2 separate regions of the Mus musculus genome follow, and region 2 is linked to region 1. Evidence: chromatin loops called from intact Hi-C (ENCODE). Cell type or tissue: heart. All regions are shown on one strand. Links, peaks and the distances in the headings refer to the core of each region. The heading gives the core; the rest is flanking DNA.

Region 1 (11,485 bases), core at 1,885-9,884:
GGCAGGATGGCTGGAGCAGTATACTGAGAGCTCACAGCCTCTACTGTAAGTAGGAAGCCGAGTCGGTAAACCAAGACAGGATAGGAATGAAAGCCCACCTCCAGTGCCAGATGCAATGACACATGTCTTACAGACCAGCCAAGGCTACAGAGTGAGACCCTGCCTCAAAGCAAATGAAAGAATTTTTAAAAAGGGCTGGGCATTGTGGCACACACCTTTAATCCCAACACTTGGGAGGCAGAGGCAGGCGGGATCTCTGAGTTTGAGGCCAGCCTGCTCTACACAGCCAGTTCCACGGGGCTACATAGAGAAACTGTGTTTCAAGAAAACAACAAAAAGTCAAACTTCTACTGAGAGACTTTAACTACCATAAACAGTAAATGAGTGAGTTGTATGTGAGTGTGTGTACTTGTGCATCTGTGTGTATAGCTCTGAGGAAAGCTCTTGGGGGCTGCATTCAAATCAAAGTACCACTTAGAGTAAACGAGTAAGTTTGATGTGGGTATGGGTGTGTGTCCTGCCACCTTAATGCCATCTGGGGTTGAAACTCAGTCATCAGATCTGTATAGAAGTGCTTCTAGATCTATTAAGTCATCTTGCTAGCCCTAAAGCTGTTTTTATTTTTATTATTTGTGTGTGTGCGCACGCGTGCGTGTGCATGCTTGAGCAATGCTTGAACAATAAATGCACTTCCTCACTTAGCCATCTCGGAAGACTTGTTTGTCTCAAGATATGTAGCTAAGAATGACCTTAAACTTGTTCCCTTGCCATCAGGCATGTGTCATGTCACTGCGGTTTTTGAGACAGCCTCCCCATGTCGTCCTGGCTGGCATGGACCTCACAGATGCTCATACATTGGACTTCCTTTAGCTTTTTGTTGTTTGTTAGTTTTTGTTTTGTTTTGTTTCCAGACAGGACTTCCACTGTGTAGCCCTGGATGTCCTAGAACTCTCTAGACCAGACCAGGCTGACCTTGAACTCACAGACATCCACTTGCCTTTCCCTCCCGAGTGCTGGGATTATAAGTATGCTCCATCTTTAACTCTCTGTCCATGTTTTACTTTAGTTTTGTCAGTCAGCATTCTTGGGGTTTGAGTATATGTGTGAAGGATTGTCCTTTTTTTTTTTTTGGAAACAAGATTTCACCTTGCAGTCCAGACTAGCCTGGAACTTGAGGTAACCCTTCTGTGTCAACCACTTGAGAGCTAGCACTACAGGCTTATACTAGCACTACTACCACCACCACCACGACCCCACTGAGTCTAACTAACATCATTATGTTTATTTGTTTTGAGAGGTAGGCTCATTTATGTAGTCCTTGCTGGCCTGGCGCTTACTATGTAAACAAAGCTGGCCTTGAATTCACAGAGTCCTGCCTGCCTTTGCTTCTTCCTAAATGCTAAAATTACTGTTGTACACTGATAAATTGATAAACTTTGTTGGCCTGAGGATTAGCAAAGTGGTAGTGCTTAGTACGTTTGAGACCCTGGGATTAATCCTCAAGATACTTTGTTAAGTCCGATATCCGTGTTGCTTTAAGGATGAGATCTATTAATGATTGTCTTTCTTTAAAACAATCATGTGGGGGCCATTCAGATAGTTCATCAGATAAAGGTGGGTGTTACCAAGCTTGAGGTTTTGAGTTCAACCCACAGGACCCACTGGGTGGGAGGAGAGAATAGATTTCCAAAAACTATCCTCTGACATTGTAAGGCCCCGGATGCTGGGCCTCCATTCAAGTCCTGGGATGAACTGGCCAACACCCCACCATCCCGAGAGAAAACCACACCTGATGCAAGCTGCAAGAGGTTTTATTATCAGCTAGCTGAGGACGAACCCCTGGAGCCTCGCAGGGCAGGGGAGTTCGACCCCAGAGGTGACAGTAGGGGGCTTTTAACAGCTAGCTGAGGAATTGGGAGGAGTTGGGAGGAGTTCTTCTCTTCCGGGTGTCCTTGGTGACAAGACAGGAGTGGGGAGTGAGTTCTTTCTGAATTTTTATCTCTGTGTCCTCGGCACAGGAAGGCCGGCATCTCTGGTTGTACAGTATAGAAACAAAAAAGCCTTTTGCTGGCTATAGAGAACAAAGAGCTTCTTTCTAGCTGTATTTTTAAAGATCAGGGAAAACAAGCTTGGGGAAATGTTTTAGGGGTTTACCTTTCAGGGAGAAATGCTTTAAGCCAGGGTCTCACAACATCCATGTGCACACACATTACTTTTACATTTACATGCATTTATTTGTGTGAATGAGTGTTTTGCCTGCTTGTATGTATGCCCCAGGAAGCCAGAAAAGGGCTTCAGGTCCCCTGGGACTGGAGATGTAGACAGTTTTGAGCTACCATGTGAGTGTTGGGAGTAGAACCCAGATCCTCTGCAAGATCATAACCACTAAACCCTCTCCAGCCCCTTGGCTCTAACATGCTACTTGTGATGTTTAGTAAGTCTGTCTTCTTAACTTATGAAGCATGCCTTTGTGTAGATTTGTTGAGGGAATTTCCAGAGATTATAGATTGGAGAGAGACAACCCACCTTGAATGTAGCTGCATCATCAGTAGGCTGGGAACTTGAATAAAAATGGAGGGGGGGGGGTACCAAAAAAAAAAAAAAAAAAAAAACACAAGCAAGATGCTAGAATTCCCCTTTCTTTGCTTCCTAATGGACGAATGCAGATTGAATAAGTAGCCTCAAGATCCTGCCCACCGTGTCTTAGCTGATTGTATTCTCAAACGATGAGCCAAAAAAATAACCTTCCCTAAACAGATTATTGCCAAACATTTGGTTATAACAATGAAATAGTAATGTCGTGAAGAGAATTTTCTTGTCACAAGAACAAAGTTAAAGCAATTCAGCAAGCCAGTTTTCTTTTTGCACAAATGAACCCAAACTAGGCTAGCAAATTCATTTGGCCAGAGCTCCTCGTCTTTTATCGCAGTGTTAGGATTATAGGTGTGTGCACAACCACACCTGACTTATACAGTGATGGGGATGGAACCCAGGCCTTTGTGCATGCTAGCACTCTACTGAGTCACATTCCCCAATTCCGTCCCTTCAGGTTTTAACCAGCGAAACCAGGTTTATTATACTTATTTACAATTCGGACCCCGCGAAGAAACACAATTCCGCATCTGGAACAAAGAAGCATGGAAGCCACGCCCCCTGTGAGGTCACAGAGCGCTCCCTACAGCGGAGCCAATAGGAGCACTGGGTGGGGCATTCCGGCGGAGTGACCAGCGGCGGCGGCGGGCGGAGCGCATCGGCGATGGACCCTCCAACTCGTCCTTCTGTCTCCGGCCCAAGGACTCGAGCCCGCCCGCCGCCGCCGGAGGCGCTGCCCACCGTCGGCTTCGAAGAGGAGGTGTACGACTGCCTGGATTACTACTACCTGCGTGACTTCCCGGCCTCTGGGGCTGGACGCAGCAAGGGCCGGACGCGGCGCGAGCAGCAGCTACGCACCAACTACCCGGTGCCCGGCGGCCACGAGCGCAAGGTGGCGCAGATACTGCTCAACGGGCAGCGCAAGCGGCGCCAGCGCCAGCTGCAACCGCGGCCGCGCACACGCCTGGCCTGAGCACACGCCACGCTTGAGCGGGTATGGGCAGGCGGAGCCCATTGGTGTTGGGTAGGGAGTAGAATGTATATCTCAGGTCGGCCTCGAACTCAGTGTGTAGCAGAGGATTACCTTGGACTCCAGATTGTCCTGCATCCAGCTTCCATGGATGGGCTGGGATGCTAAGACATGAGCCACAATGTCCAATTCTTTTTTTACTCTCTTCTCTTTTCCTTTCCTTTTCTTCTCATTTCTGACACTGTCTCCTAAACTGACCTCGAACTCATCACCCCTCCAGCGTTTACCTTAAAATGCTAAAGTTTCAAGCATGGGCCATGATTCCCTGCTGTGTGGTTTTGTTTTATTGATGATGCCCGTAGCCCAGGATTCCATGGTGTGTAGCAAGCCTCAGCTTCTCTAGTCCTGAGATGACAGGTCTGGCCACCATATTCACCTGTCATCTGCTTCTGAGACTTCCCAGCGTTAATCATAACTGTGCTGGCTCCCGATCCCCGACCCAGGGGTTTCCCGGCTGCTGGTGAAAGTCTCCACCGTTTGGAAGTTTGCAATTGTGTGAGAAAAGTCTACATTGGAAATATAGGGAAATGTCCGAGGAAATCCATCTTGGCAGGGTGGCTCACACCTGTAATCCATCTCCAGCCTCTGTGCTCAGGAGACCGCTGGAATTGGAGGCCAACCAGGAACACTCTTTGAGGCACTGTCCCAAAACAAAACTGCCCCTCCTCCTTGTTTGCTTCCAATTGCTGTAATAAACACCGTGAACTTTTGCTTGCAACTTGGGCAGGAAAGGGGTTGTTTCACCTTAAAGCTTACAGCCCTTCCTGAAGTCAGGGCAGGAACCCAGAGGCAGGAACCGGAAGCACAGTTCCCAGAGGTTCATGTTCAGTTACCTTTCTTGTACCTCCCAGGACTATCAGCCCCGGGTGATACCGCCCACAGTGAGCTGAGCGTTGAGAAAAATCCCCGCACTGACTTGTCTCTGACCAGTCTTACAATAGAGGTATCTTTCCAGATGACTCTAGTTTATGTCGAGTTGACAGAACCAAAACCCAGCAAGCCAGCAGACAGAAACTGGGCATGATAGTGCCCACCTCTATGCCTCTTTGAACTAGCAAAGTGAAAGAGTGGGTCAGAAGTTCAAGGTCAGAGGCTGGAGAGATGGCTCAGCCATTAAGAGCCCTTGCAGCTCTTGCCTTTTAGGATCCCCGCACCTGTATTAGATGCCTCGTTACCGTCCATAGCTCAAGTTCAAGGGGGATCCAACACCCTATTCTGCCCTGTGAGGACGCTGCATGTATATCACACAGACATACGCGCACTTAAACACATAAAAATGAACAAGACATTTAAAAGTTCAAGATTGCTGGGCGGTGGTGGCGCACACCTTTAATCCCAGCACTTGGGAGGCAGGGGCAGGCAGATTTCTGAGTTTGAGGCCAGCCTGGTCTACTGAAGGGCTCCAAAACATCCAGGGCTACACAGAGAAACCCTGTCTCAGGAAAAAAAAAAAAAGTTCGAGACCATTGGCTACATAGTATGGGGCCAGCCTGACCTATAGGAGACAGGAAAGGGGAGGCTGAGAGCACAGTTGAGTTGATAGTTTTCACTTAGTAAGCATAAGACTCTGGGATTAATCACTGGCACTCTGTAAATAGGACCCTCATCTTAATATTCGGGAGATAGAGGTTCATGGAAGTTCCTGGTTATGCTTATCCTTAGTCCCAGAGCTGGAGGCCAGCCAGACGCCATCTTTATATATGGCTGGAGAGATGGCTCAGCGGTTAAGAGCACTGACTGCTCTTCCAGTGTTCCTGAGTTCAATTATCAGCAACCACATGGTGCCTCACAACCATCTGTAATAGGATGCCCTCTTCTGGTGTGTCTGAAGACAGCAAGTGTACTCATATATAAAATAAACAAATTCTATATAAATATATATGTGTAGATATAAACAAAACAACCTACTAGTGACTATGACCTCTTTTCCTTTCACTCAGGAACCTGAGACAGGAGGATCTTGAGTTGGAGTCCTGCCTGGGCATTATTGTGAGTTTCAGAATCTCACGAGCAAGAGTGAACCACCTCATCTCCAGAGGAGAGAAAACAAACCCCTTCTAGTGTCTAGTGCTCTTCCTACGACTTGGGGGAAATCACTGATTTTTGTCTCCATCTTATTTCCTACAGGAAACCTGAAAGACCTGTTAAAAACTCTTTTCCAGCTGTAACCAAGATCCTCCGTGCTGGTCACCTGGACTTTTTGACAGGGTTTTAAGTTTACTGCTCTAGTGTTTTTCCTCACTAATTAATTGTTAAGTAAGTAGTTTCCTGGTGTGTATGCCTTTTTTAGGGTTTTTCAATTAAAAGAGCACAGCAAGAATGTATTTTAACTCTTCTGGCTTTTTCTCCCTCCCCTCCTCCAGCTCCAGTTACTGTGGAGGTAACTGGTCTCCAGTTCACAACTCTCTGGGCTCTGACATATAAAGAGGCGATCACAAGCTCAGGAGGTAATTGGTTTGCTAACGTGATTGCAGCAAAAAGCCCAAGGACCCGAGTTCGATCCTTAAAAGCCCTGTTTTTGAAAAGCTGGCCCACACTTAAAATGCTACCCTTTGGGAGGTAGAGGAAGATTCCCGGGCTCACTGGCTAGTCAGCATAGCCTGATTTATGTGTTCCAGGCCTTTAAAAAGGATAGATGTAGCTGGGCGTGCTGGCGCACGCCTTTAGTCCCAGCACTAGGGAGGCAGAGGCAGGCAGATTTCTGAGTTCGAGGCCAGCCTGGTCTACAAAGTGAGTTCCAGGACAGCCAGGGCTACACAGAGAAACCCTGTCTCGAAAAACCAAAAAAAAAAAAAAAGGATTGATATTGGCCTCTACATGGGCACCCTCATGCACTTGAATGCGGGGGTGGGGTGGGAGGAGGGATGAAGGGGGCACAGGTACTCATGCACATGCATGTGTGCACATACACACACACACACACACACACACACACACCACCACCACCACCACCACCACAAACAGTGAAATGGGGGAGACATAAGATAGGATATTGTACAAGAAAGAATTCTACACAAATGTCATTTCTGAAAGTTTGGTTTTTGTTTAGGTTTAGGGGAGGGAATGAGACAGAGCCTCTCTATATAACTATAGCTATCCTAAAATTTGCTATTAAACTGGGGTGGCCAAGAACTCACAAGAGATCTGCCTACCTCTGCCTCTGCTTCCTGAGTGCTGAAATGTGTGTACACACCACCACCCCAGGCTGAAGATTTTGTTGTTGTTGTTGTTGTTTTCTTTTTCTTTTTCGGTTTTTCCAGACCAGGTTTCTCTGTGTAGCCCTGGCTGTCCTGGAACTCACTCTGTAGACCAGGCTGGCCTTGAACTCAGAAATCCACCTGCCTCTGCCTCCCGAGTGCTGGGATCAAAGGCGTGCACCACCACTGCCCGGCATCAGGCTGAAGGTTTTAATATGTGTTACAATAAGATATTGTCAGAACTGGAGATACAGTTCAGTTGGTAGAGTGTGTCCAGTATGCATGATGCTCTGGATTCAAGCCACAGAATCTGCATTAATTGGGCATGTGGTAGGTAGCATGTGCCTAAAGTTCCAGGACTTGGGAGTTACAGAATCAAAGATTAGAAGTTTATGGTCATTGATTGTGAGTTGAGGGCCAGGCTTGGAGTTGGTAAGACCCTGTGCCAACACTAACAGTAGGCGATATTCAACAGTTGCTGGGTTCCCTTTGGTCTCACAACAGTTCTTTGACATGGGTGCTGCTGTCCCTATCTTAAAACATGAGATTCTCGCTGGGCATGGTGGCGCATGCCTTTGAACCCAGCACTCCGGAGGTAGAGGCAGGTGGATTTCTGAGTTCGAGGCCAGCCTGGTCTACAGAGTGAGTTCCAGGATCAGCCAGGACTATACAGAGAAACCCTGTCTCGAAAAAAAAAATGAGATTCTCATAATTTCCAAGTTAGCTTTTTAAAAATAAGTGTCTGTCTGTCTATATATATCAGGTGTATTCTGGCAGCCAGAAGAGAATGCTAAATCCCCTTGGAGATGTAATTATTACAGTTAGTTGTAAGCTGTCCACTGTGAGTACTCAAAACCAAGGGCAGGCAGGGTGGATACTCAAAACCAAACTTCATATAATTTTGAAACTACAGAACACTAGTATTAACCCCCGAGCTGTCTCTCCAGGCCTCTAGTTAGATTTAATGCTCACTTTGTCACAGTCTGGAGTTAGCTGAGAAAGGAAGCCTCAGCAAGGAGTCCCTAGGTATAAGATTGTCACACCAACAAAGGCAGTGGTGGGTGGGAGGGTGTCTTGATAACTGAGTAGAAAGAATCCAGTCTACTGTGGGCAGCACCATTCCCTGGGACGGTGTAATTGGACTGGAGAAACTGGCTGAACCTGTCTTGGTGTCTTTAATGGCTTTAATCTCAACACTCTGGAGGCAGAGTCAGGGTTTGAGGCTTAGCCTGGTCTACATACTGAGTTCCTGGCCAGCCAAGGCTACCTAGTGAAACCCTCAGATGTAACAGATAGGTAGCTGAAGTGGTACAGCAAGCATGGTTCCTCTGTGGCTTCAGCTTTAAGCTTCTGCTTAAGTTCTTCCCCTGACTTCCCTCCAAGATGGCCTGTGGCCTATAAGTGTAACCCAAATAAACCCTTTCCTGTTGCCTTTTTTTTTTCCAGATTATTTTCACAACAGAAAGGAAACTAGAACAAACACGGTGTGAGTAACACGCAGAGATCACCCAGGAGTAAACCAAGTGACCTGGTCCTAGCAATTATGCTCCTGTTGTCAGGGCAACAGTGATGATTTCATGTTCAGTTATACCTAGGGTTTATCTTTGGGGTATGATAAAAAGTATGCTTAAGCCAGTCCATATTTTAACAACCTTTTCTGTTTTTCTTTTGTTTTTGTTTTTGTATAAGGCAAGGCTTTCCTATGTAGCCCTGGCTGGCACCAAACTCACAGAGATCCACCCATTTCTAGTAAATATTGGAATTAAAGACATGTACCACCAGGCTGGGCTTAACAATATTTTTGAAAATGAAAATTCTTAACAGAGGCTCATCTACCACCACCACCACCACCACCCCCACCCCCAACCTGGAAACAGGGTTTCTGTGTGTAGCTAGCCTGGGCTGTCCTGCAGCTCACTCTGTAGACTGGGTTGCTTGGAACTCACAGAGATTCTCCTCCCTCTGCCTCCCAAGTGCTGGGACTAAAAGTGTGAGCCACCATTGCCTGGCTTCCCACACTTTACCCCCCCACCCTCCACCTCCGAGTGCTTGGCCTGCAAGTACACCTGACTGCCAGAAGAGGGCATCAGATCCCTTTATAGTTGGTCATGGCTCCCCATGTGGTTGCTGGGAATTGAACTCCAGACCTCCCTCTGGAAGAGCAGCCAGTGCTCTTAACCACTGAGCCATCTCCATCTCTCCTGCTCCCCCCAACCCCACAAGGCTTATTTATTTTTATGCGTATGATCATTGGTTCTCAACCTGTGGGTAGGCTAAAAGCATAATATTCCAGAAATCAAGGTTATCTAACACAGTTGGTACAAATGCTATTTAATGTGTGCCTCGTCCCTCATGTTCAATCCCTAACATCACATACCCCAAAACAAGACGAGCATTTCATCCCAATTGTCACTTCTAAATCATGGACTCTTGGGCGTCTTTATAACTGCTGTTCCCTCCTCCTGAAATGCTCACATCCTTAATAACAACAGGGCAGCCAGGCAGTGATGTTTGCCACCCACACGTTGAGAACTGCTGCTCATACACATAAAAATGAATAAGCCTTAAAAGGGAATCTGGGAGCCCGGCAGTGGCAGCGGTGGTGCACACCATTAGTCCCAGCACTTAGGAGGCAGAGGCAGTTGGACCTCTGTGAGTTCGAGGCTTGCCTGGTCATAGTAAATTCCAGGACAGCCAAGGTTGTCACACAGAGAGCCCCTGGCTTGAAACACAAAACCAAAACAAACAAAGACGTGGCTTGCTTTCCTGATTCATCAAGGACTCTATTCAATTGGTCCTGTTGAAGAGTTCTGCCCTGGGCTAACATAGGCAGCTCAGTGGATAAAGGGGCCTGTTGCCAAATGATGACCTGAGGTCAATCCCTGCAACCCTCATGATCGAAGGAGAGAACAGACTCCTCAAATTTGCCCTCTGACTTCCACAAGTACTGTCTGCACATGCGTGACTCAGAGATCCACCTGCCCACAGGTGCTGGCATTAAAGGCATACACAACCACCTCCCGGCTCACAGATACCATTCTTAAGAGTCCTGACCCAGCCAGGCAATAGTGGTGCAGGCCTTTTAATCCCAGCACTTGGGAGGCAGAGGCAAGGCAGATTTCTGAGTTTGAGGCCAGCCTGGTCTCTATAGAGTGAGTTCCAGGATAGCCAGGGCTATATACTGAGAAACCCTGTCTCGAAAAACCAGAGTCATGACCTGAGCTCGCTCCCGCTCTCTCTCTCTCTCTCTCTCTCATTTTATTTAATATGTATACACTATTTTGTCTGCATGCCAGATCCCAGTATCAATACTATGAAGCACCATGTGGTTGCTGGGAATTGAATTCAGGACCGCAGGAAGAACGCCAGTGCCCTTAACCTCTGAGCCATCTCTCCAGCCCCCTGGCTCACTCTCCTAAGTCCCCACCTCAAGCAGCTCTTTCTCCAAGTCATCGCCATGTGATTTAGGTCAGCCTGTGTCTCCCCTTGCAAAGCTGTTCCCTCTGAACTACAGCATCCCCTCCCAGAGGAAGGAGGGGCGGTTCCAAGTCTCAGGCAAGGCAGCCCGCCAAACACAAGATTCAACAGGTTCAGCCGGGCGGTGGTGGCGCACGCCTTTAGTCCCAGCACTCTGGAGGCAGAGGCAGGCGGATTTCTGAGTTCAAGGCCAGCCTGGTCTACAGAGTGAGTTCCAGGACAGCCAGGGCTACACAGAGAAACCCTGTCTCGAAAAACAAACAAACAACAACAACAAAAACCAACAGGTTCCCCCTTGAGGTTAATAATCTGGTCCCCTTACTTCTAGTGCTCGCAGCTGGTGGCAGGAGTACTCAAGGTTATGCTTGTTTGAGGCCACCCTGGGCAAACAGAACCCTATCTGGGGTGGGGGTGGGGTCATTAATTTGGGGGCTGGAGAAACAATGCGGTGGAGATCCAGGGCGGAGAGGATGCCGGGAATTTGTTCACGGAATCCAGGGGATTCAGCTTTCCTCCACCGCCCTTGACATCTGCAGTGGGCTTTTTATTTTATGCATGGTTTTTTGAGATGGGTTTGTCTGTGTAATAGCCCCGGCTGTCCTGGAACTCGCAGAGATCCACCTGCTTCTGCCAAGTCCTGGGATTGAAGATTAAAGGCGTGCCTGGCTAGAGTGGGCTTTTTGTGTCATGGTTTGTCACTCCCTCTCATGTCCCATTTTTTTACTCCTCCAGGTGACTCCAGGGAACTTAGTTCACCAAACCATGTCATTCATTCTCTATCTGGGACACATAGATGTCCTACGGGGGGGGGAAAAAATCACTCAATACCCTACCTTGAAATTTAAATTGTATAGGGATAAACTTGTTTTATTTGCTTGCTGTGGCTCCAAATCATCACAGCTGCCATCCAATAAAAAATGTTTATAGTTGAGAAAAGGGGCTTACCATGTAGCCTGGGCTGGTCTTGAATTTGTAGTGAGCTGTATGTGCCTTTCATGTGCTAGGATTTACACGTATGCACTACAAACACACCTGACTTTAATAAACTTCTAAAATTATCAGTGGCTACTAGCCTAACTTGAAACACAAGCCCTGAGCAAGGCAGCTCAGTCAATAGGGTCTAGAAGGGTGGGGGGTGGGGGATGGTGGAGGGGGAGTTGAGGATTAAGGGAAAAAGATAGACAACATT
Region 2 (11,485 bases), core at 2,103-10,102, 95 kb after region 1:
GGTGACCTCCCTCATGTTCCACCACATGAATCCCATTCACCCACTGCAGACACAAGGAGAGATGAGCAGAGGGTAAATGGCCACAGGGCTCTGCTGTCTGTCTTGGGTACCCCCTTCCAGAAGAGGGCCCCCGCCATCAGATGGAAGAATGGTGTTCTAATGGAGCCCACAAAGCAACCCTTCTCTGACCCATGACACAGAGCCCTTCTGGACAGCCCAGACTGCCTTGCCCCCAGCCAACCTCTCCCTATACTGACCACAACTGCATAATAATGGGCACTGTTGATCCTCAACACCACTCTCATGTCGGTATCTTGGGTCCATCGCCGTGGCAGGATTGCTTCCCGTTCATACCACACCCAGCCAATAAAGTCCCGAAGGGCTGCTTCTTGGGTGATGTCATTGAAGCTAGAAGGGACAGGCATGTCCAAGACTGGGCCCGACTAGGGAAAGAAGAAGTGGAGTCACGTGCTGGGGATGTGGCTCAGCTGGTAAAGCCCTGGCCTACCACCGATGAAATCCTGTGTTCCGACTCCAGCATTGTATAAGCCAATCATGGCGGAGCGCACCAGTAATCCTAGCAGATGAGAGGTGCAGCCAGGAAGATGGACGTTCAGGGTCATTCCCTGGCTATCCTCTGCTTCATAGTATATCTGAGGCTGACCTGAGGATACAGGAGACTCTGGCTAAAGAGAAGGATTGGGTCTATTCTTCACGACTGCGCCCCCAGCACCCTAGAGAACCATAGGGGACACAGGGGAGAGACTCTGTAAAATACTGGCTGCATCCACAAGTGAACTCTGCAGGACAGTTGATGGAAAAAGACTGTTCAAACCAAGTTCTTTCTCAGGGCAGATAGTACCAGAGCCAAGATTTCCATGGAAAGAGCCACAGGCCAGTCTAAAACAGGAAAGACCAGACCCTGACATAAAAGGCAGGTGACCATTGCTACAAGGAAGAAGGCCAACAGCAGGGAACAGGGGCCCCCAAGGAAACAGAGAAGGCCTGTGGTGGCAATGTCCTCTCCTTACTTCCTCTTTTGCTGAATGCTGGGCAGTGCAGTTGAAAACTGAGAGTCTAAGCCAGGTGTGGTGGTTCATCACTTGTAACTCTAGCAACCTGGGAGGCTAAGGGAGCCACATGGCTATGAGTCGGAGGTTAATGTGAGTCGCTGTCTCAAACACACACACACAGAGCTGGTGAGATGACTTGGTGGGTTAAAGGCACTAGCCACTAAGCCTGATGACCTTAGTTACATCCCTGGTGACCTAGGTGAGACCAGACTCCAGCAAGTTATCTTCCAACCTCCACATGTACTGTGTAGCACACGGGTGGCGCCCCCCCACCCCACATAAATAATGGGTACACATTTTAAACAAAGAGAGAGAAGAGAGGAAGAGGAGAGAGCCCAATAGGAAACGAGGTAGGATGAATGAATGAATCTGAGAGAGGAGGAGACTGTGAGCACACAGGTTTGCTTCAGCCTGCTTCTGCGCCAACCCTACCTAGGTAGGAAAGGAGAGCAGGGATGAGGGTCCTCTGCTAGCTCTGTGCAAAGTCACATTTGCTCCCCCCTCCTCTACCCCCGCCCCCAAATCTCTGTAGTGGGTAGCATCTCCTAGGATTCTACTTTTCACAAGATGGGAAAGAGCATGGGAGGTATGTGCACCGGGATGCAGGAGGCGTGTGCACAAACATCTACAACACTCAGGAAAGTTAAAGTGGGAGCAAGAGATTCACCCGGACATCCAGGCCAGCCTAGGTTATCGAAGGAGACACAGCCTCAAAACATAAACAAAAGGCTCAGTAGTGACAAGCACACACAGGGCCCTGGGTTCAAGTCCCAGCACTATGAAGTAAAATTAAAAGCTTTAAAAAAACAAAAACAAAAAAATCCATTGCCTGGGGCAGCGCCTGCCTAGCAGAAACCATGCGGTTCTCAGCATGCCAGGTCCCACTTCCTGCTCTGGTCGCTCCCCTCCCCAGCCTGCAAACCCATATTAACCTCCTCTAGGTGAGCACAAGGGGATCTCCAGGTACAGGCATCCCTCCGCCCATCCCCTGACTTCTGGAAGCTTCCAGACCCCGGGTCCCAGGGAGCGCGCACCTCCCGTAGCGGCTGCCGGTACCATTGCTGCTCGAAACCCTGCAGCCGGTTGTTCGAGAGGTCGGCGCGGAAGTGCCACAGTCCGTCCAGCGCCTTGAGCTCCCGCGACGGGCTCTCCTTCGGGAACAGCATCCCGCCCTTCAGAGCCAGCGCGCAGCTGCACAGCAGCTGGCCCAGCGCGACCCAACACGCACTCCATTTTAGGGACATACTGGCCAGGCTGCCCACCGACCAGCGGCTGGGCTTTTTAGCCTCCTCTCTGGGAGGGCAGAGGCGGGACCTGGAAGAGTCACATGTTCTCGAGAGAAGCCGCCTGCGCCAACTTGGTTGAGGGCAAGCGCTTGTACAGCTGCTGGCTCAAGGCTATCTAGAGGCCCCAAGGCTGGACTCTGCAGAAAGAGGAAGTCGCTTGAAGTCCTGGATCGTTTCCCCATATGCCTGACGTCAGCCGCTGCCTGCCTCACATCTATTAATATCTCCCCCTCCTTCCCTCACACTCTGGGGCTTGCCCCTCAGGACCACTAGGCTAAGATCTGAAAGAAGCCCTGAAGTCCCTGATCCCACTGTTTCTTCATAACTCCTGTGAAAGGATGAGAGTTCAAAAGAGACACTGAGAAGAATTTGGGGAGTTTGTTATTAAAGCCTGGAAAGGACACGCAGGCAGGTTCGAAGCTAGGTCTCTTCTTAGAGGTCTCTGAGGAAGGGAGTAGAACTGACAGCAATGGCCATGAAAGAAGTGTCTCCTGGACCTGTGTGATGTCATTCGAGTCACAAATGAAGGTTGCGATGACGGTTCACATGACCTGCAGCAGCCATTCTCTGAAAGTGGTCTTAGTAACTCTCACCCCACCCCCACCCCCAATCCATCACTCCAGCCTCTCTAGCTAACAGGCTTGAGCAAACAGTGCTCAGATTTCACTCTTGGGCAAGTACATATACAGCTAAGCGAGTCTTGAAGCCTTGGCTGTCCTGGAACTCTGTAGACCAGGCTCAAAATCACAGAGATACCTCCCGCCTCTGCCTCCTGAGTGCTGGGACTAAAGGCATATGCCACCTGGTTAGTTTCCAGTTCTTAAAACGGAGGTAAATATCATTTAGGTTTCAACCTAAATCTTTGAGTTGAACTAAAGATACAACCACCCCAAGGTGTGCATTTGGATTTTCAGACTGAGCCAAAAGGAAGTTCCCTAAAGAATGTTTTTGTTTGGTTCGTTTTGATTTGGGTTTTTCCAGAGAGCTCTGTTTAGTTAGTCTAAACTGGCTGGCCTGGAACTCAGAGATCCACCTGCCTCTGTCACTTGAGGGCTGGGACTAAAGGAGTGCACCACCACTGCCCTGCTCCCTAAAGCATTATTAAAGCCTGCTGAACTTAAGCACAAGAGAAGGTTCCCCATTTGTTGTTGTTGTTGTTACAAATACCTACATTTTGTTGCAATTACCAGTATGCTTGTTAAGGGGTTGGGGGTGACGCTGAACAGAAGAAATGATTCTCAGCATGAGTAAAACTGGCCAAGCACAGGTATGCTAGCTTCCAATCCACTTATTTATATTTGAGTGTTTATGTTTCAGGTGCCTGCTTCAGATGTGTGTATACACATGACCGTGTGCAGGTAGAGGTTAAAGGTCAATCCTTTTTTTAAAAGGACTGACTTATTTATTTATTTATTTGCTGGGGAGGGCTAGAGAGATAATGGCTTAGTGGTTAAGAGCATTAGCTGTTCTTCCAGAGGACCCCGTTTGATTCCCAGCACCCACATGGCAGCTCACAACCATTTTTTAACTCCACTCCTAGAGGATCGAATGACCTCTTCTAGCCTCCACAGGCACTGGACCATGTGGTGCATAGACATACATGCCAGTGCAACCCTGGGAAACAGAAAATAAACACTAAGAACAGCAGCAACTACAAAAAACTTCCCTAGAACTGGACATGGTGCTTCTCATCTACGGCCAGCTCTCAGGATGTTGAGGTAGAAGGATAGGCTACATAGTAACCTCAAAGATATAAATAACATATGGATGTTTTGCCTGCACCTATCAGTGTGTACTAGGTGTGTGAAGTACCCTTGGAGGCCAGAATTGAATCCCCTGGAACTAAAGTTACAAATAATTGTGAATCACCTTGAAGGTGCTGGGACCTGAACCCAGGACCTCTGAAAGAACAGCCAGTGCTCTTAAACCCTGAGCCCTGTCTGCAGTCCCATCCATCTTATTATATCTTAGTTTGTTTATTTATATATTAATTTGCATGTGTGCCTGCACTGTGTGAAGATCAGATGATGTCTGGCTGGAGTTGTTCCTCCTTCTACCCTGTAAGTCCCAAGGACAGAACTCAGTCATCAGACTTGGGAGCAGACACCTGTATTCACTAAGCCATCTCAGAAGCCCCTCTGCCTTGTATGTTGGGACTGAGCTTGGAGCTCACGAACCCCATTAAACTGGTTGGCTGGAGCCAAAGATTCACCTTTTACTGTCTTCCCAGCTAAGGGGTTAGGGGTGCTTTGTGCCCTGATTTTTATGTGAGTGCTGGGGAATTCAGATTCAAACTCTTCATGCCTGCCCAGCAACCGACTTACCAACTGGGCCACCTCCCAGGCCAGTCTGTTTAAGCTATAAATACCAGGGCTGTTTTGAAGAACCTGAGCCTACTATTGTAACTAAATCTGTGTTTTCTTAAGTTGCAATCCCATTAACAGCATACAAATGTCATCTATGCTTGACTAAATTGCTTTGATTCCGGGTTTTGACTCTCCCTTCTCCTGGAAGCCTTTGTATCCTTGTCTGTCCCGGCCCTTGAGACAGCTGAACAGGGTCTGAGGAAGCGCCCGTGGAGAGAATGGGGGGCAAGAAACACAAGGACAGACAGCAAGTCTGATGGATCAAGCTGTCAAATTTTATTATTCCAGGTTTTATGCTCACAGAAGCAGGGTGTGGGAGAGGGATGACGCAGAATCGCTTTGTATCTGGGGGAACACACCTGTTCCCAAAAGCAGGATATTAGCTAGGTAAAAAGTTCAGCAAGAGAAATAGAACGGAATGGGTTGCTAGGTACCTGTCCACAAGATCTATAGCTATTCTTTTTTTTGGTTTTTGTTTTGTTTGGTTTCTGTTTGTTTGTTTTGGTTTTTCAAGAAGGGCTTGAAACCTTGTGTAGCCCTGGCTGTCCTGGAAATCACTTAGTAGACCAGGCTGGCCTTGAACTCAGAAACCTGCCTGTCTCTGCCTCCCAAGTGCTGGGATTAAAGGTGTGAGCCACCACCACCCGGCTAGCTATTTGTTCTTAACTGGGGGTAGTGCTTTCCCACAGAGGCCTCAACTTTTCCCACAGAAATCTCAACTAAGCTCGTACTTTTTCACTAAGGCCAAGACTTTGTAAGGAAGCACTTATGGCTGACAAGTGAACATTAAAACAGGGCTGCTTATGTTTAAGTTAACATTTAAACAGGGTCACTCCCAACACTTGTCCTTAATGAGCGAACTCTTCCGTCTTTGTCCTTAATGAGTAAACTGTCCCAAACTCAACTTCTCTCAATCATGAGTAAATGAATGAGCGTCTTTCTGGCTAAAGAAGCTCCATTTTATGCTAGGCATCCATCTTGGTTCTCACCAGCCCTTTGTTTCTGGTTATAGTCCCCAGTAACCCTGACTCAGTGACCCCCACCCAAAACTGTGCAGCTGTGTCTATATACTTGTTATAACATGGCTAACTGCTGGGTTTGCTTCTGTACTTTGCTTATGTAGATATTCAAAGATTGTTTTGAGTTGCCTTAACTGCTGAACCTGGCAGAAGAGAACAGTTTGTACTTGCTTGCCTAGATACTGAAGGTCTTCGTGTGATTTTTTCCTTTAAAAGTCTTACCCATAGCCTTCCTTCATGGCAATCTCAAATTTGGATCAGAGACTGTTCATCCTGCTAGCAGCTGATCAATAAAGTTTTTTAATTACAATTGTTTCTAGTCTATGGTCTTTTTCCATGGGTCACAAACTCCTTAATATTTGGAGGCCCCAGCAAGATTATCTGGGTCATAAGGCCATCTCCAGGACAAAGGAAAAAAAAAAACAGCCCAGGAAAAGATACCATATAGTTTTAAAAAGCTAAAATATAAACTCTCTGGGCCTGGAGAGATGGCTCAGCGATTAAGAGCACTGACTGTTCTTCCAGAGGTCCTGAGTTCAATTCCCAGCAAACACATGGTGGCTCACAAGTACCTGTAAAGGGATTGGATGCCCTCTTTTGGTGTGTCTGAAAACAGGGACAGTGTATTCATATAAACTAAATAAATAAATAAATAAATAAATAAATAAATCTTTAAAATGTAAATTCTCTGTACCTCAAGATTTATAAGCTTGTTGGATATGGTTAAAAATCTACTTTTTGTTTTGGTTTGGTTTGATTTTGGTTTTTCAAGACAGGGCTTAAAACCTTGTATAGCCCTGGCTGTCCTGGAAATCACTTAGTAGACCAGGCTGGCCTCGAACTCAGAAACCTGCCTGTCTCTGCCTCCCAAGTGCTGGGATTAAAGGTGTGCGCTATCAATCTGTAAAACAAAAATCCATAAAGAAAACAAGATAACCTGATGCCAACCTTTTCTGAGTTCCTGTAGCTGTGCAGTTTTTATTCTTTTCTGTTTAAACCTCTGGGTTATAGATACCTATTCTACAACTTAATGACTTTCTAAGCTAACAAATACTTAAGCTTTTCAGGTTGTTTGCCCCTATCTGCAGATACCACACAAGGAGGGGGATGAGATGGGAGGTTTCTGGAGGGAAGGCCTGGAAAGGGGATAGCATTTGAAATGTAAATAAAGAAAATATTCAATAAAGGAAAAAATGAAACAAAAGAAAAACAGAAAAAATATAAAATCCTAATCTTTTTTTTAAAGCAACTAATTCTAATGTACACAGCATTCTACCTGCATGTATGCCTGTGGGCCAGTAGAGGGCACCATATCTCATTATAGATGGCTAAGCACCACCATGTGGTTCCTGGGAATTGAACTCAGGACCTCTGAAAGAGCAGCCGGTGCTCTTAATATCTGAGCCATCTCTCCAGCCCCAAGTCCTAATCTTATTAAAGCTGCTAAATTCTTATTAAGGATAATTAGGCTGTGCAAGGTAATGTTCAGTCATCTTATAGATGATCAAATTCCTGCTGGGCACTGGTGGCGCACATCTTTCATCCCATCACACAGGAGGCAGAGGCAGGTGGATCTCTGAGTTTAAGGCCAGCCTGATCTACATAGGGAGTTCTGGGACAGCCAGGGCTATACAGAGAAAACCTGTCTTGGAAAACTAAATAAACAAATAAGCAAAACAAAACCAAAAGAGGAAGAGGAAAGGTCTTGGAAAAAGAATCAAAAACATACCCAGAGTGACATGCTCCTACTGAGGTCCTACCTCAATATGGTCCACTCAGTGAGAACTTATGAATAGGCTAATCCATTGTTCAAGTTAGATGCTCATGTCTCCCGAAAGTCTACCAGCTGGACAACTGACCATTGAGACATGAGACTTTGGGGGACTTTTTTTTTTTTTTTTTACATAGTTTTTCACTTTGTAGCCTTGACTAATCTGAAACTCACAGAGATTTGCCTGCCTCTGCCTCCCAAGTGTTGGAGTTAAAGGTGTGCACCGCGCCACATCTGGCTAGAGGTTTTTTTTTTTTTTTTTTTTTTTTTTTTTTTGGAAACAGAGTCTCACATAGCCCAGACTGGCCAGGAAGTTGATGAGCCAAGTGACCTTAGGCTCCCATCCATCGTGTTCTGTCCTGTTCTGAGTTGGGATTTGGACCCATGTGCCAGTATCTTGGTTTTAAGGCAGTTCAGAGCACAGAACCTGCTGACCCAGGTTCAATTACATGGAGGTTCACAACTGTCCAAAACTCTAGTTCCAGGGGATCTGACACTCTCTAGTGACATCTGTGGGCACCTGGCACGCATGTGGTGTGCAAAACACTTCATGTACGTGAATATTTTCTAAAAATTAAAAGTAAGTAATAAAAATACAATTATTTATATGGAAAATTAACACACTGAAAAATAGCAGGTTAACTTCTGAAGAAGAACTATCTTAAGCTGAACTTCCAGATGAGCTTCCAGCTGCTCTTCCCACTCATTTTTATGCAGTTCTGGCCTAATTGCATGTGGTCTTGGTGTGTGTGTGTAAATATGTGTGTGTGTGTGTGCCATCTATGTAGATCAGGCTAGCCTGACACAAAGTGATCCTCCTGCCTCAGCCTTTTGAACTTTCTCTCTCTCTCTCTTCTAAAGATTTATTTATTATATGTAAGTACACTGTAGCTGTCTTCAGACACCCCAGTAGCTGGCGTCAGATCTCATTACAGATGGTTGTGAGCCACCATGTGGTTGCTGGGATTTGAACTCAGGACCTCCGGAAGAGCAGTCAGTGCTCTTAACTGCTGAGCCTTCTCTCTAGCCCTAAGCATGAACTCTCATGACTGGCTTTGTTTATACTTCTGGTTCACTAACCTACTGCCTCAGTTTCCCTGTATCTCAAAGAAATTAGGAAACAAGTTGCTAAAAGGAAAATGGATTAATTTATACTTTGGTGATAAGCAAAAGAGAAGTCTAATTTCCTCTTTGATGCACCTCTGCTATCTAATGATTCACGGAGAACAGAGCAGGTATAAATTTAGCTGAGACTGGATACCCAGTCCTTTCCTGTGGGGAAGGGAACCAGGACCTCAGGCTCTCTCCAGTATCTGTTAGATACAAATATATTTCTTAACTTTTTTTTTTTAAGAGACAGGGTTTCTCTGCGTAGCCCTGGCTGTCCTGAAACTCACTCTGTAGACCAGGTGGCCTTGAACTCAGAAATCCGCCTGCCTCTGCCTCCCAAGTGCGGGGATTAAAGATGTGCGCCACCACTGTCCAGCTTAACATTTTTTAAAATTTATTTTTTTGATATAGATAATGAGTACACTGTAGCTATCTTCAGACGCACCAGTAGAGGGCATCAGATCCCATTACAGATGGTTGTGAGCCACCATGTGATTGCTGGGAATTGAACTCAGGACCTCTAGAAGAGCAGTCAATGATCTTAACCTCTGAGCCATTTTGGTGAACCCTCTCTCTACCCCCCTTAGTTCTTTTAAAAACAGATGTGTGAATAGATGTCGTGTGTGTGTGTGTGTGTGTGTGTCTCTCCAAGGTGACCAGATGAGGGAGTTGGGTCCCCTAGAGCTGGAGTTGTGAACTGCCATGTGAGTTCTGGGAACAGAATGTGGGTCTTTTAGAAGAGCAGCCAGTGCTCTTAACCACCGGGCCACTAACCAACCAACCAACCAAGCCTTTGTTTGTGTGTGAGCTGCTGAATTACAAGCCTGGGAGTGCTCATGCCCTGACATGCATGTGACCTTAGAGAACAACATGTGAGGACTCATTGGTCATCTCCTGAAGATTGCTCTCAGGTCATTGGGCTTTGTGGGAAACCATCTTTCTGGCCTACTTTTGGTACTGACTTGTTTGAAGGGTTCAGCTGGTAGAACGCTTGCCTAGCATGGAGAAAGCCCCGCCGGTGTCCCACCCACCTACCAGCAGCATGTAAACCTACACACCTAGGATCCTAGGACCAGGCAGGTGTAAACGGGAAGGCCAGGAGTTCAAGGTCATCCTTAACTACTTAGTGAGCTCATGGTCAGCCTGGGCTCTGTGAAGCCCTGACTCAAAACCCTCACATACGCAGTCCACAAAACAACAAAAATGTCCACAGCACTGCCTGTAGCTCTAGTTCATATCGCGCAAGGTCAAGCTCACACCATGCACACAGGTGCTCTATTTTACCAGGAATGCCCCAAAGGTTGTTTTCTGTGACGTTTTGGACAAGGTTACAGTGAAGGTCCCCCAACCTGTTCTGTGTGTCCCCAAGAACGGGTTTCTTCCACCCAGGATGATCAGGGTGCTTCCCCTAGCCTCTGCATCAGTCTGCCTCCAATGGCAAGTGAGGTTTTCCTCCCTCTATCCTCCTTTCTTGCTTTTGCTGATCTATGTCAGGTGGGGAGACTGGTGGTGCCCCACTGGCATTGTACTGTATTTTTATTTGATGTGTTTTACTGAGAAAGGATCTCATGTAGCCCTAGACCCCTGTGATGTTTTTTGTTTGTTTGTTTGTTTGTTTTTCGAGACAGGGTTTCTCTGTGCAGTCCTGGCTGTCCTGGAACTCACTCTGCAGACCAGTCTGGCCTCGAACTCAGAAATCTGCTTGCCTCTGCCTCCCAAGTACTGGGATTAAAGGCGTGCACCACCACTGCCTGGCCCTTGTGATGTTTTTAAAAGGTTACTTTCTTTTTTGAGGTAGGGTTTCTCTGTGTAGCCCTGGCTATCCTGGAGCTCCCTCTGTAGACCAGGCTGGCCTCGAACTCAGAGATTTGCCTACCTGTGACTCCCGAATGTTGGGATTAAAGTAGTGAGCCACCATAGCCTGGATCAAAAAGATTATTAATTTTTAAAAAATGATGTGTACTTGATGAGGAGTGTGTGATGGGTGTGAGTGCAGTACCCATGGAAGCCACAAGAGGGCACCAGATCCCCTCAGAGCTGGAGTTCCCTGAAGTTTGTGAGCCTCCTTATGTGGGTGCTGGGAACCTAACTCGGGTTCTCCGCAAGGGTAAGCACTGACACATCTCTCCATCATTCCTTCAGGATGTTTTAAGTTTATGATTTTGTGTTAATCTTGCATTCACAGTTATGCTACCTGCAAGGCGGGGGGTGGGGGTCTGGGATTTAAGGTGTAGGAGGAAAAACCCTTGTTCCTGTCTCTCTTTGCATTGGCATTCGTTTTGTTTTGTTTTTTTCTACTTCCTTCATGACCCCATTGGCCAGCTCAACAAATCCCCCAGCCCACTCATGAGGACCACAGGCAGAAGCATATGCTTGTCTCGGTTTCTTCAGGGCTCCACTTTATTGGGGAGCAGCTTTGGGTGGGCGGGATCTAGGGCTCCTGGGCTTGCAGTAGGGCCCGCACCTGCCTGATCTGCCATTCGACACTGGATTTCGCTGTGCCACCCAAGGCACTGTACTGTTCCACGCTGTGACTGTAGTCCCACACGTGACTCACATCACCTGAGAACAGGGGACTGGGGAGAAAGAGGATGGGGTCAGAGTAGCCAGGGCATCTCAGCCTGCAGCTGCCCAGGATCAGCTTCTGGGATGCAGCAGAGCATGAAGATGCAGATGGGGGGCTGGGAGTGAGGGGGCATAGGGGGTAAGGGCGGTGGTGAGCGGGAGGGGTCCGCCACACCTGATGGTCTGCAGCTCCTGTAGCGACAGCAGGTTGAGAGCCACTCCTTTAGTCTCTGCCATGAACACAGCTTTCCCTGAGGCCTCGTGGGCCTGGCGGAATGGCATCTATAGACATAGG

Evidence for each region. A loop is a pair of places that touch in the nucleus more often than their neighbours do. Peaks named below come from ENCODE experiments on the same cell type or tissue, not always from the same donor. Only the 100,000 strongest peaks of a DNase experiment are listed, where the experiment ranks them.
Region 2: it touches region 1 in a loop (7-fold over the local background); 4 of 42 quality-filtered maps call a loop at or near these places.

What each region holds. Positions count from the first base shown.
Region 1 is chr5:129,905,336-129,916,820 of GRCm38, forward strand. Nupr1l (nuclear protein transcriptional regulator 1 like) reads left to right here and starts at 3,205. Exons shown (of 3, transcript NM_026916.3): 1 at 3,205-3,586; 2 at 5,563-5,611; 3 at 5,750-5,946. The coding sequence starts at 3,257. The coding sequence ends at 3,565. It also overlaps a transcript of Zbed5 not described here. In heart, for the core only: CTCF peaks have their summits at 3,396 and 8,899 (motif pointing right); DNase peaks (open chromatin) are centred at 3,206 and 8,856; H3K4me3 peaks cover 1,623 bases; H3K27ac peaks cover 1,253 bases.
Region 2 is chr5:130,000,500-130,011,984 of GRCm38, forward strand. It overlaps Gusb (glucuronidase, beta), which reads right to left and starts at 2,550. Exons shown (of 12, transcript NM_010368.2): 1 at 2,108-2,550; 2 at 258-443; 3 at 1-43. The coding sequence starts at 2,317. Asl (argininosuccinate lyase) reads right to left here. Exons shown (of 17, transcript NM_133768.5): 16 at 11,366-11,472; 17 at 10,759-11,201. The coding sequence ends at 11,057. In heart, for the core only: CTCF peaks have their summits at 7,034 (motif pointing right) and 9,068 (motif pointing right); a DNase peak (open chromatin) is centred at 2,402; H3K4me3 peaks cover 942 bases; H3K27ac peaks cover 1,145 bases.